Regions from separate parts of the Homo sapiens genome. Here region 1 is linked to region 2. The links are chromatin loops, found by intact Hi-C in ENCODE. Cell type or tissue: A673. All regions are shown on one strand. Links, peaks and the distances in the headings refer to the core of each region. The heading gives the core; the rest is flanking DNA. Region 1 overlaps LOC105371389 (a long non-coding RNA gene). Region 2 overlaps FOXF1 (forkhead box F1).

Region 1 (8,000 bases), core at 1-8,000, 470 kb before region 2:
AGGGGTATTAGGGTTCCCCAGAGAAACAGAACCAGTAGGAGATATTGATCTATTGTCTCTCTCTCTCTCTCCCTCTCTCTCTCTGTCCCCCCTCTCTCCCTCTCTGTCTCTTCCTCTCTCTCTCTCTCCCTCTCTCTCTTCCTCTTCCTCTCTCCCTCTCTCTTCCTCTCTCCGTCTTCCTCTCTCCCTCTCTCTTCCTCTCTCCCTCTCTCTTCCTCTCTCCCTCTCTCTTCCTCTCTCCCTCTCTCTTCCTCTCTCCCTCTCTCTTCCTCTCTCCCTCTCTCTTCCTCTCTCCCTCTCTCTTCCTCTCTCCCTCTCTCTTCCTCTCTCCCTCTCTCTCTTTCTCTCTCTCTCCCTCTCTCTCTTCCTCTCCCTCTGTCTCTTCCTCTCCCTCTCTCTCTTCCTCTCCCTCTCTGTCTTCCTCTCCCTCTCTCAGGAGAGGGGCCTGCTCAGGGAAGCTGCTCTTGTGGCTGGACGTCCGCGCTGTCCCTCCCTTGAGGCTGGACGTCCGCGCTGTCCCTCCCTTGAGGCTGGACGTCCGCGCTGTCCCTCCCTTGAGGCTGGACATCGGCGCTGTCCCTCTCTCGAGGCTGGATGTCCATGCTGCTCTCCCTTGTGGCTGGCAGTTACTGTGGCTGGCATCCAGTAGTCCAGCTGGACTGTGAATCGGGGCCCCTGTGCTGGCCCCCTTCATTGTGGTGGCTCAGGGTTGTTGGACTTCTTATGTGGCAGCCGGCTTCCCCCAGAGCGAGCGTCCCAGTAGCACCAGGCAGAAGCTCTCTGCTCCTCTGATCTGGCCTCAGCAGTGAGGCAGCATCGTTTCTGTTGATTCTTTTGGCCAAGTGACCACAGATCCTACCCTGATTCATGGGGAGGAGACGTGAACTACCTCTCAATGAGAGGATGATCAAAGAATGCTGTGGTCATGTTTTAAAACTGCCACACTTTATGTTAATTAGCTTGATTTAATCATTCACATCGTACACATGTATCAAACCATTAAGTGGCACAACATAGATACATAGAATTCTTCATTTGTCAATTAAGAGAAATGAATAAACATGTATGGGATGAGTTTTTAAAAAGTGCCACACTTTATAAGCTCTAGTGTTGTTTGAACGTTTACAAGCATGTCCTTGTTTTCTAGTTTTAAAAAGGCATTTGCATGTTTTTCTGTTTGCTTTGGCTATAAAGTCTAAAAGATCCCACCTCTGCCCCTTGCTCAAGGAGCCTCATGTGACTTTCATCTTCCTCTACCTCTGCTAATTTCCCCTCTGAGAAGAAGAGAATAGGCTTCGGATCACAGCTCCTTGGCAAGCAAAATAACAAGGATATCGCGAGAAATCAGTGAATGCCGTTGTTTCGCGGTCTGGTACAGGAATACCAGGCCTTCGCCAAAATCCTAAGCCTTGTGCGTTCGAAGTTTAAATTTCCCTTGGGCAGTATGGTGTCTGTACAGCGATTTGCTTAACACTTTTAGTGGGTTCTGGGGAGTCCCTTATTACTGTCTCTTTTTTATCTGTTTCTTCAGCGAAAAATGTGATTTTCACACTAAGTAGAATAGAGAGACTACAGAGAGCTCCAAGTCAGTTCAAGTCAGGTTTGCCACCAAAGGAGAATGTACCAAATTTACAAATAAATAATAAATAAAAACAAAAAGAAAAAAATCAAACAAACAAAACCCTCTTGCTTTTCAGAGCCTTGGGTTTGGGTTGTGAATGAGGGATTGTGGCACTGTGTTAGTTTTTATGGTGACCTTCCATTTCTGGAAAGCAGGGCTGATTTTTCTATGATCTTAATGATATGCAGTTGTCCCTTAAATAAAATAATATTTAAGTGAAAAAAGTTGAAATATAGTGAGTAAACGTAAACAGAAACCACTGGTGGAATGCAGATGTCCCCAAAGTGTGGTTGTTTCCCCTTGAATGACTTAAATCTGAGGAACTCAGATCTAACCCAGCCCCTACTCGAACTGGGAGGGAGAAGTGACTCCTCTGAGCTCCTCCTGGGAGATGGCGTCACAGGTTTGCAGGGCTCAGGTCCCAGGTGAAGGGGCACAACATGCCCCAACTCCCAAAAGGCCCCCCGTTTTCCTCCATTCTGGTAACTACCCTTCCCAGGAACCACAATGTGACCTCTGTCACCACTGAGAAGTCGTTTGAGTTTGAGTTTATGGCTGTGGCATGTGGACTTTTTTGATCATCTTTGTGCTTGTGACTGTGTGGTTGCCAAATTCTCATTTTCTTTGCTGTGTAGTATTCCACGGGGAGACTGTCCTGATTCACTTACCCATTTTACCATCGATGGACATTTCGGCAGGACAGCCACCAACATTCGAGACTGTGCCTTTTGGTGAATGCGTATCCCTGTTTGGGGTGGGAATCTGCCCAGAAGTGTAATTTCTGGGTCACAGGGGGATTGTGTGTTCAGCGTCAGTAAATCCTGCCGGCTGTCAACTTCAAAAGAGGTTCTAAAGTCTTGCCACTCCTGCTGCTTTGAAAACCTGCCTACCCTTTGCTATAAATAGGCAATTTTAAAGGATTTGTTTCTTTGCTGGTTTTAATCGCCTTGAAATTCTTGGCGACATAAAATATGCTCCAAAGGGGATAAAGAGAGAGTTGTGAGAGTTCTCGTTCAAATAAATGGCCTGTCTTCTGGGTCGAAAGGCAAATCCATTCCTTGCACGACAAGCCTTTGTTCCCTTGCTCCTTGTTTTAATCCTTATTTCTTAGTCCGTGAATAAAACTCCAGGGATCCTGTCAAGTCATGTAACATTGGTTTCATTTTTATTCCTTTTGGCAGGTGCTGGCTTCCCCTGGCTTCAGATGAAGTTATCGGGGTTGGCCTCACTGCCCCCCACCCCAGGGTGCAGGCAGTCCCTGCCTCCCAGGTGTGAGTTGCCCCATCACCAGGAATTTTGCAGCAGCTGGGCTATAAAACCAGAGAAGCTTTGCGAGGGATGTGGCTCAGAGATGCTGAGGTGGGGCTGGTGGCTCCTCGTGCTCCACCCTGGCTGCCCTGTACCTGCTGCGGGTGACAGTTGACACACCCACGTCTTGGGCTCCCACCTGCTGGCTCCCAGTGACTTTGGCTGCTGGGGCCACTGGGCAAATCCCAAGAACAGGAGGTGGCAGGGTTGGGGTTTTTCTTATCCTGTCCCCACCCTGTTCTGCCACCACAGCCCTGACCATGGCTGTATCTCTCCTGCTCGGTGCTCCCTCTCCCACTGGCTGGTGACACTATTTCCTTCCCTTGTCCCTTCGGCCCTGGGGTGGTCACAGTTTCCTGCTGCCGTTCATCTTGGGGTCTCCATATCCCTTACCTGTCCCCTTGGCTCTGCCCGCTGTGCGGTGAATGGGCCCTGCAATGTGCTGTTTTCACTTAAACTCTCTGAGGGGGGTCACTGTTTTCTGCCAGGACTGGCTCAGCCTGAAATCAGCGGTCACGTTCTGGACTGGCCAAACCTCCAGAAGCTTGGCACTCTTGGTGTCTCTGCGGGGTTCCTGCCTTGCTGGGACTCCTCTTGCTGTCTGGTGGAGCCTGAGGGCCTCATGGTCAGCAGAACAATGACTGCCAGAGCTATGCATGCCCAGATCTCCAGAGCCCATGAGTATCTGCCCTGTGGCATGCACATGTGACTGGGTTAAGGACCTTGCAATGGGGAGAGTATCATGGATTATCTGGGTGCCCAACGTCATTGTGGGGTCCCTGTTGGGGATGGGGCAGGAGGTTCAGAGTCAGAGAAGTGCTGTGAGGGTGAAAGCAGAGGTTGGAGCCATGCAATTGAGGGCTGTGAAGATGGGGGAAGGAGCCGTGAGTCAAGGAATGCGGGTGGCCTCTGGAAGCTGGAAAAGGTGAGAGGCCAGATTTTCCCCTGGAGCCGCCAGAAGGAACCAGCCATGCCCACACCTTGGATTCAGCCCAGTGAGGTTGTTTGGGACTTTGGCCCTAAGAATTGTAAGAGAATGGATCTGCGAGGTGAACTCAGTTTTGGGTCCTTTGTTACAGCAGCCACAGGAAATTCTTCTTGGAATAAGGTTTTTAAATCCGTAAAACAAAACGCATAGACTTATACAGGAGATGGATTGTACAGACCCACCGTCCCAGCCACGCACCCCGTGGTGGGTGCCGGACCCTGCCTGTGCCCTCCTGCATTCCCCTCTGCAAGCTGGAGGCTGTTTATCATCCGCACACTTGGGTTCTAGCCAAGGCCTTTGTCCAACCGCAGAAGCTTCCTCAGACCATGCGGGGCGAGCTGGCAACACAGGAAAGTCAACGTTCCCAAAGCAGCCCTTACTGTGGGATGGGGGTGTGGTGGACAAACATGGCCTCCACCAGGGGGCGCGATGCATCTCCCGTTCCCCTAAGCTGGCCTCCCGGTGCCCACTGTGCTGGCTGGCCTGGGGACTGCCATTTGCTGGCCTCCCTGTCTTCCCCTTTCTCACCCACCACTGCTGGTTTCCCAGAGCACCTCCCAGATACGCCTATTGCACTGGAAGCCTCATCTCAGGGCCTGGTTCTGGGGGAACCCACATCCAACAAGAGCCTGGGCGTTCATGAAGCCCTGGATTCCCACCCACACTCTATGCCAAGGCCTTTGGCTGCCTCTAGGGATGGTTCCAGAGCAAGCGTGGGCACCGCACCTGAAGGCAGTCATTCTCTGAGGTCGTCAGTGGCCCATTTCAGACCTTGTGTGGGATTTTGGTTTACCGAGGAGCAGCGGAGATGTTATGAGCTCAGTGGTGACCCCCGGACACAGATGTTAAAGTCTCAAACCTTGGTACCTATGAATGTTGTGAATGTCACCTCACTGGGGAAACGGGTCTTTGCAGATGGAATTAAGTCAAGGATCTCAGGATGGGATCATCCTGGATCAGCCAAATGGGCCCTGAATCTAGTGACCAGTGTCCTTACAAGAAGAGGAAAGGACAGAGAGGCACAGAGAGAAGGCCCTGCGGGGACAGAGGCAGAGATGATGGCTACGTGGCCACAGCCCAGGGCTGCCTGGAGCTCCCAGGAGCTGGAAGAGATAAGAAGAAGCCTTCCCTAGAGCCTCTGGAGGGATTGGGGGCCCTGCTGACACCTTGATTCCAGACTTCTGGACTGCAGAACTGGGAGAGAATACATTTCTGTTGTTTTAAGCCTCCTCCTCTCCCCTCCCCAAGTTGTAGTCCTTTATGATGAGGCCACAGGACACAGGCTTACTGATGCGGATTTGATTCTTTCTCCTTGACTTTGGCCTGGGCCTGGCTCCAAGATAAGATGGGCTGTGTGGCCACGAGGGTGGCAGGGGAGCCAGCTGCACGAGGTTCCCATTGGAGCAGGGCCAGGAGGGCTGCATGGCTTGTGCTGGGCTTCTGGGGCCCAGGTGAGCCAAGCTCCTGCAGCACCTGCCAGCGCATGGGCGGAGCTGGCTGTGTGTGGCAAAGTGATCAACACTTAGTTTCCTGTTTGAGGGATCATGGGAGATCCCCCCTTGCGGTTGATGTGGTGACAGCATGTTCATTTTAATTGTGGAGTATTCCATTCTATGAACACACCGCCATTCATGTACCTATCTCCCTGTTGATGGGCATTGGATAATTTCCAGTTTGGGCCTATTGCAATTCTAGCACATACTATGTACTGCCATGAGCATTCTAGAATGCACCTTTTGGTGACTGTACGGATGCCTGTCTGTAGGGGACACGCCTAGGCGTGGAATTGCCCAGCCACCAGGAATGACACTCAGGCTGAGCTTCCACGGTGTTGGACCGAAGTAAACCCCCGCTGGCAACACAGGTTTCTGGATTTCTCACAATGTCCTATTAGGTTCTTGGAGCCCCTGGGTGAATTTTTTTTTTCCCTTCGAGTCCTCCAAACTGGGGGCTTCTGATCCAGCCAGAATCCCAGGAGGTGCAGATCTGGCAGACCCTGCCTCATGCTCTAGAAGGGAGAGCCTTTCAAGGGACCCAGTTATCTATCCCATGGTTATCTCTCACCCTATGACCCAGTGATCTCCACAATCCAAATTCCTGCCTCTGAAGTGGAGGCTGGTCTTTGATGTTCCCTTTGGGGAAGATCTGAGCTCCCTAAGATGGCCCAGGAGGCCTGGGACCAGGCTCGAGCTGGCTTCTGTCCTGGGTCTTTTGCCAGGCTGGCCCCCTGGGGAAGTGGGAGTTCTCCCTGCAGGTTTCGCCTTCAGAACTCCGGAGCTCCCCAGAGAAGGAGACTAGAAGCTGCCTGGCCCACTGATCAAAGGGCCGAGTGTTCCCTTATCAGAGCAGTAAGGTGAGAGGGGGTGAGGAGGGAAACCTAACAACTCCTCCAGCCACATAAAATGTGAGGAGCGCCTACAATGTGCCAGGCCCTGTGCCAGGGGCTGGGCTCGGTAACAAGAGAGACCCTCTCCCACTGTTTGAAGTTTGCGGGGCTGAGCTTGGAGGAATAGGGCCCAGAGGAATGCATGTTTTATGGAGTGCGGAAGGAGGAGCAGGGTGGCTTTGAGAGACCCTGGAGGATGTGGTGGGTTAGGTCAGGGGTCACAGAAAGCCTGTGGGAAGTGGCAGGGGAGGGGGCTGGGCTGGCAAGCACGTTCCTTTTTGGAAAATCATGGAGCTCTTCACATATGACTTAGGTATTCTGTATCTTGAATAAAAAATTGTTAAACTGTTAAATCTTTATCTTGAATAAAGAGCTTGTTGCAAGCTAGAACTCTTCCAAACAGAGACCAAAAGAAGCTTCTGGAGACCACGTTGTCCCTGCCCCGCATTTGCCCACCCTCAGCCGTGGTGGACCCCATAGATTAAAAACCTCAGGGGAAGCCAGAAAACTGTTGTGTGAGGGCTGATATGGGCCCTCTGTCCTGAGAAGAAAGGAGGACACCCCGACAGGAATGGGGTGGCAGGTCAGGTGATATCATGAGACCGGGAGGCAGCAGCCTGGGGGGTTCATGCTGCCTATGCACCAGGCAGGAAAGTGCAACTCAGGCAAAGCCAGGAGAGGGAGAAAGCAGAGTGGCTGCTGGGCAGCCGCTGAGGGGTGGGCGGTGGGACTGACTCCACAGGAGGTGTGAGGGGTGGGGAGGACCTGGGGTGACCGGCAGGATGAGTGTCATTTGCAGATAAAGCATGGCCATGGGAAGCCTCAGAAGGTGTTTGAACAGGGGCTGATGTGAACATGTGAATGTAACCAGGCTTTAAGGAGAGTGCTTGGGCTACGGTGATGTGGGGGAAGGACTAGAGTTACAGGAGTTAGAGGTGGTGGGGGGCTGCCTATAGGGAGTGTGAGGGTTGAGGGAGGGAAGCTGGAGAGGGACTGGAGAGGAAGACCTTGATTGGAGACACCCTTTAGGGAAAGGAGTGACCTCGATAGAGCTTGGAAAATAGCTGGAAGGAGGAGTAATGGAAGAAGACGCTGAGGTCCTAGGGGGATCTGAGCGGGTGTTCATGTTTCCCACTCATGTGTACTGAGCGTTTACGGTGGGGCCAAGTTTTAAATCGAATTATTTTATGTCATCCTTGAAGTAACTTTAAGAAGTAGGTTCTATTATTACCCCCACTTTGCAGATGAGGAAAATGGGGAACTCTGATGTCCAGGTGTGTGTCCAAAGTCACACATACGAAAAGTGCCACATACCAGAATATGAGGGGTTGGAGAGCGGGTAGGGCAGCCAGGACCCTCCTGCAGTGCTGGTCGGGAATCTAAAATGAGGCCAGGATGCTGGAAAATCCATCCAGCCCTTCCCACTCTAGATGTATACTCAAGATAAATGAAGGCAAGGGAGTTGTGTAAACACATCTGCAGTGGCTTTATCAATAGTTACCCCACCATGGAAATAACCCAGTGTCCATCGTAGTGAATGGGTCAACCAGCTGGAGTCTATGTGGACACTGGGACATTGGAATCCCACTCAGCAGCAAGAAAGCCTCATGGAGGGATGCAACCATGTTGCAGAAATCTCCAAACCAGGCACAGAAGATGACCTCCTGCACGGCTCGATTGCATGTTCAGGAGCAGGT
Region 2 (10,246 bases), core at 2,247-10,246:
TCGCCTCCTGATTCTGCCCCAGGCCCCCCGCAGCCTGCAGGCCCAGCTCTGGAAAAAGCTGGAGTGAGCTTGCCAGGGCCAGTCCAGGGTCAGCTGTCAGCAGCCCCAGGAGGCAGGAGCCAGGCCTGGAGGCCTTAGGCAGCCTCTCTGCGGGGGACTCCCCGGCTCCGGGGCCTGTTCTCTGGAGAAGCTTCTTCTCACCCCTGCTGCTGGCCCGGCGCTGGCCCTGCACTGGCCTCTCCTTCAACCCCGCCGGCAGTCGTAGCCTCTGAGGTTGGGGGTGGTGGTGGCTGCCCTGGCGGTGACGGCCATGGGCGTTAGGGGCCCTCCACTTGGTCTCCCTCACCACTTCCCCTATGGCTCTGGAAGCCCTGGGCCCCTGCACGGTGTCCGAGGCTGGACAGGCACGCAGCAGGCAGGCAGGCAGGCAGGCAGGCAGGCCGTGGCAAGTGTTCTGGAGTCTTTTCCTTGGGTGCGCAGCTGGAAGGCCGGGACTCGGGGAGGAGAGCGGGGAGGCGGCCGTGCTCTGGAGCCAGGCTGACAGGCCCTGTGCGCCCCACGGGAGCACTGCTCCTCTGCCTGAACTCTGAGCCACCGTGGCTAACTCTTCTGCTCCCCCAACCCCTCCTGTCGCCTCGCCTTGCAGGCATCCCGCGGTATCACTCGCAGTCGCCCAGCATGTGTGACCGAAAGGAGTTTGTCTTCTCTTTCAACGCCATGGCGTCCTCTTCCATGCACTCGGCCGGCGGGGGCTCCTACTACCACCAGCAGGTCACCTACCAAGACATCAAGCCTTGCGTGATGTGAGGCTGCCGCCGCAGGCCCTCCTGGTGCAGGCAGGCGGGTCACAGGGACCCTGGACCGGCACAAGAAACTGCTTTCTTCTCGAGGTATAACCGTCGGCAGAAGAAAAGGGTTCCACCTCTCCCCAACCGGAGTTTTTGGCAAGGAGTCCCCAATGCAAAGACACAGCGCTGCGGTTGGCACCTCCTTCCTCACTCCTTCAAAATTGTTAAGAAATGTTAGTGGTGGGTCTGATCTGACTGCAGCCATCGGTAAATAAAAGTTTTTGATCCTGTTGAACCCGCCTGAGACGGTGCTGTGCAGGGGAAAGCCCCCGCACCCACACAGGAATTCTGCTGAGGTCCCCCCTCCTTCCGGCCAATGGCAGAAGTGGGGGAAAATTTTTAGAAGAAAAGCAAACATGTGAGACCAATCATTATCAAATACTTTTATTTTTTGGTTGAGTATTTATCTTTTTATTTTTTATTTTTTTTTTGAAAGAATGTCTTGGAATGCGCAAGTCTCCCTTTAGAGCCGTCTTTTGCAGGGAGCGGGAAGTGACAAGAGCTCAGATCTCCCTCCCGATCTCCCTCCCCACCTCCGAAGTCTCCTCCGTGGACCACAGGTGGATCTTTGTGCGAACAACTTGCATTTCGGAAGCCACTGTCCGTCTTTAAACAGAAAGTCAAAGGAGCCACGAAGCAAGCGGCCGTCCGGGCGTCCGCCTCCGTCCCCTTCCATGTTCCTCCTCTTCCTTCGCTTCAGCCTCTTCTGTTATGTTTTGTCTTGAATTTTATTTAGACTTTTTCAGTGGGTATTTTTCTGTCTCCCAACCTCTACTGTAAACTTTCTGGTCCGAGAACGAGCCGAACACAGCGCGACGCAGGGACTAGGACGGCCCGGTGACCGCGCGGATTCAGGATTGCGGGGACGCAGAAAGGTTAAGGCACTTTTAAAAACTATAGCAAGGCTCCTGTTTATTTATTCTACTTTCTTTCCCTAATAATCAAAACACCGCGTAGGCTCCTCCGTTTATCAGTATTAATGGTGTAACTTTGTTGGCAATATTTGCCGTGTAGAATTTTTTTTAGATATCCATTGTAAATTTGAAACAAAGACCGATCTGTGTAAAAACAAATTTCCATATGTTTTATATAAATATATATATAATATGAAGGACTACCCTCCTTTTTTTTTTTTGTATTTTGGCTGCTAGAGTGCAGCATTTGTGACACGTATTTGAAATTTGAAATTTCCTTCTGCACTGTATAAAAGGACCATTTGAGGATGTTTTGCCTTTTGTGTATTTTTTCCTAAAAAAAGAACAAAAATAAAAATGTATAACATTTGTACATGGCCTTTAAAATTGTATCAACTAGAAATAAAATTGCATGAGTATTTTATTGGGACTGAGATTGTAGAATACCTTCCAGACTCCCAAAGATAGAGGGGGGAAAAAAGAAAAAACAGGCTTTGGATCTCTAGACGCTTAAAAATTTACAATCTGGGTGATTCTGAGTACTTTTTTCTTTTTTGGCAAATCCTCCTCTTTTCACTCTTCATTCCACTTTGAAGTAAACGCTGGACAAGAGGAACTATTTTTCTTGGCTTCTGTTTTTTAAGAAGAGCCCTTTGCCCCTCTAAATGTCATTGATCGTTTTAAAGAAATAAACTTTTAAAGAACACTATAGACCTCCTTCCCCTAGGGAACACCAATTAAACCATATATGTGCACATACATATGGATATACATATATATGTATATACATATATGTACATATATGTATACGTGTCCATGTACATAATATATATTTTTTTGCCACTACAAGACCAATGAGAGTTTTACTTTGGGTTTCCGACTTTCTTGTTCTCTTGCTGTAGCTGTTATAAATCGTGAATCAACTTTAAGGTTTTTTTGTAGTTGTTGGTTTGTCTTGTTTTGTTTTGGCTTTTTGGTGCCTTGTTCTTGGTTTTCCCCGATAGAAAATCAAGCAAAATCTAAATGAGGCAAAAGGGCGCTTGGTGGGCCAGGTGACAGGCACCTTTCCAATCCTGTAACATTTATCTCCTAAGTCACAGTTCGTCCTCTCTGGGGGAAAAATATTTTTTAACACTTGTACCTTCCACTGACCACCCTCTTTCTATTCCAGTTCCCGGCTACCGAGAAAAACAAACACAGTAAGTCACATTGTTGGTGCGGTCCTTCCAGACCCACCGCAGTGTCTTGCGTCGTGGGGTCGTGAGTCTCTGAACCTGGTTCTTCTCAGAGTTGACATTTTGGACGTGGGGGTAATTTCTCCGGTGCTCTGTTACATCAAAATTATCAATAAACTCGCCTGGGCAATTAGTGTCCCCAACTAACAGCTGTCTATAAAATCGAGATAAAGGGGACAGGAAAAGGCCGGCGACTCCATCCCTTGGGGTCTCCGGGGGGCCGAAGCGTCAGGCCAGGCTCTGCCGGGCGCACGCGCCTGGCCCTGCGCTCCGAGAGCAGGTTCGCAGCAGGCGGAGAAGGCGGTCCTCCTGGGGCGAAGGGTCTTCTCTGCACTCTCCGCCTCCCACCAGAGCCCGGAAAACCAGTCCTGAGAAGAGCCCCCAGGCCTCCTAGCGCGGGAACGCTGCGCTCGCGTCCGGTCAGCCTCTGCAGGCCAGAGGAGCCGGGAGCCCCTCCTCTCTCCCGCAGAGGCTGCGGCCCAGTTAGGGCAGAGGCTCCGGGGAAGAGGGGCTGATTAGGAGAAACCCAACTGCGCGCTCCCAGGTTTTCTTCTGCGGAGTCTCCAGCCCCTGCACCCACTCACTTGGCGCCCTGGCTGGCCAGAGGCCCCCGTGCGCCGTGGTTGCGCGTGGCTTTGGCGCCGCTGGACTAGCGTCCAGGGCGGCGGCAAAGCCCGGTTTCCTGTTCATCTCCTTGCCTTCGCTTCAGCGGGATCTCCCAGCGCACCCATGTCCAGGTCTAGCGGGGCGGGAGGCACCCAGGGGGGCTTGTGCAGGAAAACCGGTCCGGATTGCCCGAGGACGGTGACCGGCCTCGGTCTTCCGGCCTGACTTGCGGCCTGGGAATGAGAGGGAAAGTCCAGCCTTCCCGCAAGGAGATCCTGGCTCCAGGCAAGCCCGGAAGGGCCAGATAACGCAGCGAAACGGCCTCTGCGCCCGCGTCCGAGATTTCGCGCTGCCGCTGCTGCAGCGCCGAGACTGCGCTCGGCTGGGCTGTGTCTTCCTCGGGGTCCATTGCGTCCTGGGCTCGCACAGGGGTCGCGAGTGAAGCTCCCACGGCTGCGGGACGCCGCAAAAGCGCGCCCAGCATGTGCAAGTCACAAGCTTAAAACGCAAAGGGCTCCTGAGTCTGGTGCGAAATTATGCGCCCTGCGTGCATGAAGGACCCCTAGGATCAGCTAACACAGAGGCGTCCTAGGTAGAATTAATTCATAATCGCTCCGATTATCTTAGGGGTTTTTGTCCTGGAATAACGTAGAATTAATTCACAATGTCTTCATCTATTTTAAGGATTTTGCGCTGGAACAGGGAAGTCAAGATGCCCCTTGACATGAAATCCTCCCTGTAATAAAGCCCCGGAGCAGGGGCAGGAGCTGCTTGGAGCAGGAGCTGCTTGGAGCAGGGCTTCTGCGTGTGGATTACACATCAGCGGACGCCGCGGTTCTCCGCGCGGGGCCGACGCCTTGGACGCACCCGAGCCTCAGCGGGTTTCTAGTTGCAGCCCCGGGCAGCAGAAGCGCCTGGGCGCGGCCTCCGAGCTCCTCAGCCCCAGGCAAGGGGGACTTCGCCGCCTGGAGCTCACCCCCAGGGCCCGTCCAGGCCAGCAGCGCCAGTCGCCCGGCCGGAAGGCGCCTGGGGTGTGGGCTTCTGATGGGAAGGCGCCTGGGCCACAGAGGTGTGCTCTTTCTGTTCTCTTTTCTCTTTGGGGCTCGAGGGGGTTGGTGGCCACAAAGGCATGGCTCCAGACCTTCCAGCCACCCACCAGCAGGCAGCTTTCGCTCAAAGGAGCTCAAAAGGAGCTGGGGTTCCTCCTCTGCGGCCACCCCAGCCCGAGCAAGACAAGTCACCTCTGAGCCTTGGTTTCCTCATCTCTAATAGTACAGTCCTGGTGGAGCTTTTGGGGGCCGTGGTTAATGAGGCAGATGCTTCTAAGGAGTAAAGGGGTGGCCTGGTTCCTTGGTACCCAGACAGGAGTGGCCAAGTCAGACCTGGCTTTTCTCGCCGCGACATTTAGTGGGGCCAGTGTGGAGTGGTGGTGGTGTGTGTGTCTCGTGGGGGGTGTGGGAACCATAAGAGGTACAAATATCCATATTTTACGAGGCCCTCTGCTCAGGGACTTCTGATCCCAGTGTGGGGACAGCTAAATTCCCATCTTCACAGACTTTCCCTCCCTTCCCAGGGATAAGGAAGATGGCTCACATAGCTGGAGAGAGACTTTTCACAGTGGGTTAGGGCTTGGGATGCCAACATACACCAGCCACCAGAATCTCCCCCAACCTCACTGACCCCTCCTAGGCATCCGAGTCCTGCGGATGACCCCATGGGGAAGTGGGAGATCAGAAGCCCCCTGAGCCCAGTGGCTTCACCTCTGATGGTAACTATCAGAGTCCAGCCTCATCAGAAATATTTGGGGTGTCAGTTTAAACAGCAGATTCGAGGGGTCCCTGACAGCTATTGGTTAGAATCTCTGGAGGGGAGACCCAGCAGTCCACGGTGTTCAAGGATAAGCTGGGTGGTCCTGGGTGAGCGCTAGTTTGGGTCTGTTCTCCCACGCTGGTCAAGGCTGCTCTGAGCGGCCTCTGCTGCCCCCTCCTGCCCGCCTGCTGGATCAGGCCCACGTGTCTGTAGCAGCAGCTGGTTGAGAGAACTTGGAGGCCAGGCAAACAAGCACCACGGCCACATTTGCAGGCATACCATGTGAACGCCGGGCCGGGGCAGGCCTTCTTCCCACATGGGCATCCCAGTCCACCCCAGCTCACCCTCGCTTGCTCCTGCCCCAGCTCTGTCCTTGTTACTCTGCTTGTTTCGGGGGCAGAACCTGAGCTCAGGGAGGGTCACTGACTGCTCCCGACATGATCGGTAAGATGTGGAATTTGGACTCAGACCCAGTACTTTCTGACCCTGAATCCTGTGTCACTTGCCACTACACCGCAAGGCTCCTGGACACCCGTTTGCCTCCATCCACAGGGCCTAGTGGTAAAAGGAAAGTTGACGTGGGATCCATGATCTAGCCTCTGCTGGCTTCCGGCCTCCAGAGGAGAGCTGGCAATGGGCAGGACCACAGAGAGTCGGGGTCTCCAAACACATGCTCTCAGACCCCCTCTTACCTTCCAGCTGAGCTAGGAGGGCGCTTGCAGGTGGGGCGGGAGCTGGCCTAGCAGCCAGCGCAGCTCAGACCCTGACCTTTACCCCCTCTCAGGGTTCCAAGTGTGATTCACGGGTTCCACCATGGCCTGCCATGGAAGCTTCCTTTGCTTCCTGGGGTCCCCTTAGACCAGCTGAGAAAAACTTCAGATGAAAGTGGGTGCTCAGACGCGGCTGCCTGCACAGCACTGTGGCCACCTCCACACTCTATGGAAACTTCTGGGCACCAGTACGTCAGAGTTCTGGGCTCTGTGTTAAGGAGGAAGGCCCTTTTCCGGCGTCTTCTGCAGCTGAGCCCAGGGGCAGTGTCCTGGGCCATGTGGCCAGCAGGGTGGGACAACAAGGGACGGGGTCGCATCCATCCATGAAGGGACGCTGACTTGTTGTGGGGCCGAGAGGAATCCCAGGCCTTTGACAATTCTGTCTTCGTGTGCTTTGGGGGTGCGCAGGGGCAGAGGAACGCCTGCTGTCTGCAAGCATAAAACATCGTGGGAGTTGGGGGTCTCTGAGCTGATTCTGGCTGGAAGGCTGTCCAATTTGCAAACTGTTCATTGCTCAATTAAACTCTTAAAATAAAACATTGTCAGCATGAAATGACAGATGGACAGAGGGGAACCGTCGTGGAACTATCCGCTCCACACGGGGCCCTGGCTACGTGTCCACCACTGCACTAGACTAGATTTGCGACGGACATGTTGATGCACACCTGTTGTCACAGACGGACCGCCCAGTGCCGTGTTGTCCCAGCCCAGTGGCAAGGGAGCAAGGGTGTGGTGGTCGCACAGCAACTGGCATTGAGGTGGGAAGGTGTGCGGTCCCCATTGGAGTAGATGCCCAGGCCATGCACTACCCAGCAGCTGAATACACAGGGCCATGTCCTGCAGTACCATCCAGCTGCTTCCAGCATCAGGACACCTGGGGTCATGTGGACACTCTGAAGCAACAACGACAGCAAGGGCAGGATGACCACAAATGTCCTTAGCAGAGGGAGAAAGCTGCCCAGATGCAGTGTCTACATGGTCCCTATGGTGGTCTTTCTCCCATCCCACAGTGCAGGATGTTTGCTGGGGACACAACCAAGAGGAAGCCTGGCAGAGCAGGGGCGGAGGGTCGCTGGGACCAGGTGCAGGCATCCTCTCTGACTTATTTTGGACAATGTTCTATGCCTGTGGGGTGGCAGCCTAGGGAGGAGCAGTGCCACACGCAGGGCCCTTGAGAGTGCTGTAGTGCTGTGACCAGCCGCCGCAGGCATTTTATGGAAACTGCCGCCAGCACTCCAGGGAGCAGGCACGGACGCCGGGTTCCCCCCACCCCGTGTTCCCCGGCAGGTCTGGGGTCTGGGCCACGGGGAAGCGTGCTGAGTCTGCAAATGTCCCTGGAAGAGGAGAGCAACATTTCCGTTCCGGACACTTCCCCCCAAACAGGCTGTGATCTATTAGTGCATGGCGTTTCTGTGAGGCAGGAAGCACTGGCCAACCCTGGCTTTCTGCTGTGACTCCTCGGCAGGGTCGCCAGCCTGACTGAGCAGAGAGGACTGCGCCGCCTCTGTCCAGGTGCGGGAGGTGGGCCAGCAAAGTGGGCAGGGCAAGGGGAGGCAGCCAGGGGAGGCTGGGCGAGGCCACAGCAAATGTAGGTCATGAGGACAGGAGGGACAGGAGGGCAGCTGTCCCGGCTCACTTCCCAGGGGCCTTCGCTGCGATGCCCGCCCCAGGGAGAGAGCTCAGGGTCAGGAAACCTCTTGGGAAACAAGAGGACCCAGGACACCAGGGTCCTTCCTGCGGGGCAGCCTCTGACCCACCCTGGGGATTTCCCGCTCGGCTGTTTCTCTACACGGCGGCAGCGCCACCTGCTGTCCACTTCGTGCAGATGCTATTGGGCCCTTAAAATCCGTCCCATCAGGAAAATTGATCTTCCCCAGGATGGGCAGCCGCGGATGCGAGGAATGAACCTGATTGCTCTATTTCAGACCCTTTGACCTTTGTCAAGGCGTAGCTGGCTTTTTATTTTATTTTATTTGGTCGGGGGTCAGTTAATGCAGTGTTTTTCTAATTACACAAATGACGTGGCTTATTCCAAATAAAAAAAAAAAAACTTTAGAAAAGTGAAACGAAGAAAGTAAAAATGACTTCCAACCCCATTCCTGAGTGAGGCAGCTGTGCTCCGTTGGCCACAGGAGACATCTCCCTGCACCCTCAGGGACCCCGCCGTTCTAGGAGGAGCAGATAAGGGATGTAGCGGGTCAGAGCACGGGAGTCACAGGGCCTGGGTTCGAGTCCCGACTCCCTCTCTTCTCAACTTCGTGAGCCTGCACAGGTGTCTCTCTTCTGCTCACCTCGGCTTCCCCATCGTTACAGTGGGGATGATGGTAAGAGTAGGGCTCCCATAGCATTGCTGTGAGGCTTAAATAAATAATAACCTGTGAAAGGCTTACAGTGAATAAACCAGGCACAGAGAGGGCAAGCACTTAGAGGCCACACAGCCAGGACACGGTGCAAACCCTGGTGTGCCTGGCTCCAGCACGGCACTCTTCGACCATTAAATGGTCTCTCTGTTCCGACAAGCTGCGGTGGCTTCGTGACCCCTGAGGCCCTGCTTGTGGTCAAGAGATGAGCACGTGGTGTTTCTCCGGGGGACAGCCTTCTCCCGCCCAGCAGGGAGGGGCTTGACGCTGTGGCCGACTCTGCTATGAGACCGCAGGGAGTCACAGAGCCCTTCTGAGCCACATCTGTCTTATCTGGAAAAGGGAAACAGTAGTACACGCTTCCTGGGACTCTTCTAAGGCTTAAGTGAGCTAATTCACCCTGCAAGGTGGGTAGGGATGTTTAATTTGCTCACAATTCAGTACTCAGGGCCTGAGCTCATTGCTTCCAAACCATCCAGAGTGCAAAACGCGCAAACCGCATGGTCACACGTCAGCTCCATTCCGACCTCTGCGATTTATGGACATCAAAAAGAAAAGGTTCCATTCACATGAAGAAGTGCTGCCGTGTTCGCGGGAATGGGAGTGTGGGTTCCCTAAGCGTCTCTGCTTGCTTGAATAAGTGCCCAGATGGTCTCTGGTAAAAACACGGGATGATCACTGACATTGGCAAAGTCATGGGGACTTGCTGGGGCGGTGGGTGGCCGGGAGAGGGGGACAGAAGAGGGGCGCCCAGATCCCCCCAACCTGCGGCTCTGCAATGCACCAGGAAACAAGCCGCCAATACTCTATGCCCCAGTTTCTCCATCTACAAATGCAATCAAATATGGGGCTATTTCCAGCAACAGGACCAGGGTTGTGTGGGGCTGTCGCATGATGGGCTGGCCGCAGGTCACGGGGTGGTGATGTGCGGATCAGAGTTGAAGGGTTCAGTACGTGCAAGATAGGGACTCCTGCTGGCTTCTGTCGGAACAGCCCTGGGCCCCAACGCGCCTCTGCACTGTGCGCCGTGTGATCGGGTAGAAGCCCCCCACCGTTCCACAGGGCACTGCTTTTCTCTTCCAGGAAACACCTCTGGCTTTGTCTGCCTCTTCCTACCTCAGGTGGCAAGTAGGGGACAATCCCCAGCGAAGGAAGGTACAGTGGGATTGATGGCTCAACCTGTGGTCAGCTGTCGCTGCAATCGCGGCTTCACTCCCTGCCCACAGGGGCACGGTGGGCAAACTGACTCCTCTGCATTTCAGTAACCTCGGCTGTGAAATAGGAGGCCTCTCAAAAGTGACTGCAAGGACTACGGGAAATGATATAAATGTGTGCATCTATGTATATAGTTAATATTTCCTCTTTAATATATTTTATACATATACAGCATGTATTTTATAAATCTATAAAGGGAACGGGATGGAGGGAAGTGGGCTTAGCAAGCCTCGATTGGTTATTTTTGCTGGGGGGGAGGGGATGTGACAATTAAAATTTTGGAAACTGAGTCGGCTGCAAGCCAGGTGCTTCCTGGGGGCCTGCGGGACAGGGAGAGGATACTGCCCAGCCCTTCCCAGGAGGACAGGAAGAGGGGAGGGGAGGGAATCCTCATTTTTGCTCCTTTGGTAAAAAGGCAGAAAGCTTCACATCTCCTGTCCATATCAGCAGGTCTTGGGGCTGAACATGCTGCGGAAGGTACTTCGGATC

Evidence for each region. A loop is a pair of places that touch in the nucleus more often than their neighbours do. Peaks named below come from ENCODE experiments on the same cell type or tissue, not always from the same donor. Only the 100,000 strongest peaks of a DNase experiment are listed, where the experiment ranks them.
Region 1: a loop joins it to region 2, with 8 times the contacts of the local background. A loop is called at or near these places in 9 of 110 quality-filtered maps.

Annotation. Positions count from the first base shown.
Region 1 is chr16:86,040,054-86,048,053 of GRCh38, forward strand. LOC105371389 (a long non-coding RNA gene) reads right to left here. Exons shown (of 2, transcript XR_933854.3): 2 at 7,766-8,000. Among named protein-coding and RNA genes, the nearest start is that of LINC02132, 110 kb to the left of the region's middle. RefSeq lists a silencer at 4,331-4,380 and an enhancer at 7,873-8,000. In A673, for the core only: CTCF peaks have their summits at 4,332 (motif pointing right) and 4,537; a DNase peak (open chromatin) is centred at 4,358; H3K27me3 peaks cover 4,655 bases.
Region 2 is chr16:86,512,279-86,522,524 of GRCh38, forward strand. It overlaps FOXF1 (forkhead box F1), which reads left to right. Exons shown (of 2, transcript NM_001451.3): 2 at 647-3,144. The coding sequence ends at 807. Among named protein-coding and RNA genes, the nearest start is that of FOXF1, 6.9 kb to the left of the region's middle. RefSeq lists enhancers at 1-508, 9,485-9,985. In A673, for the core only: CTCF peaks have their summits at 5,581 (motif pointing left), 7,994 (motif pointing left) and 8,193; DNase peaks (open chromatin) are centred at 5,613 and 7,983; H3K27me3 peaks cover 7,660 bases.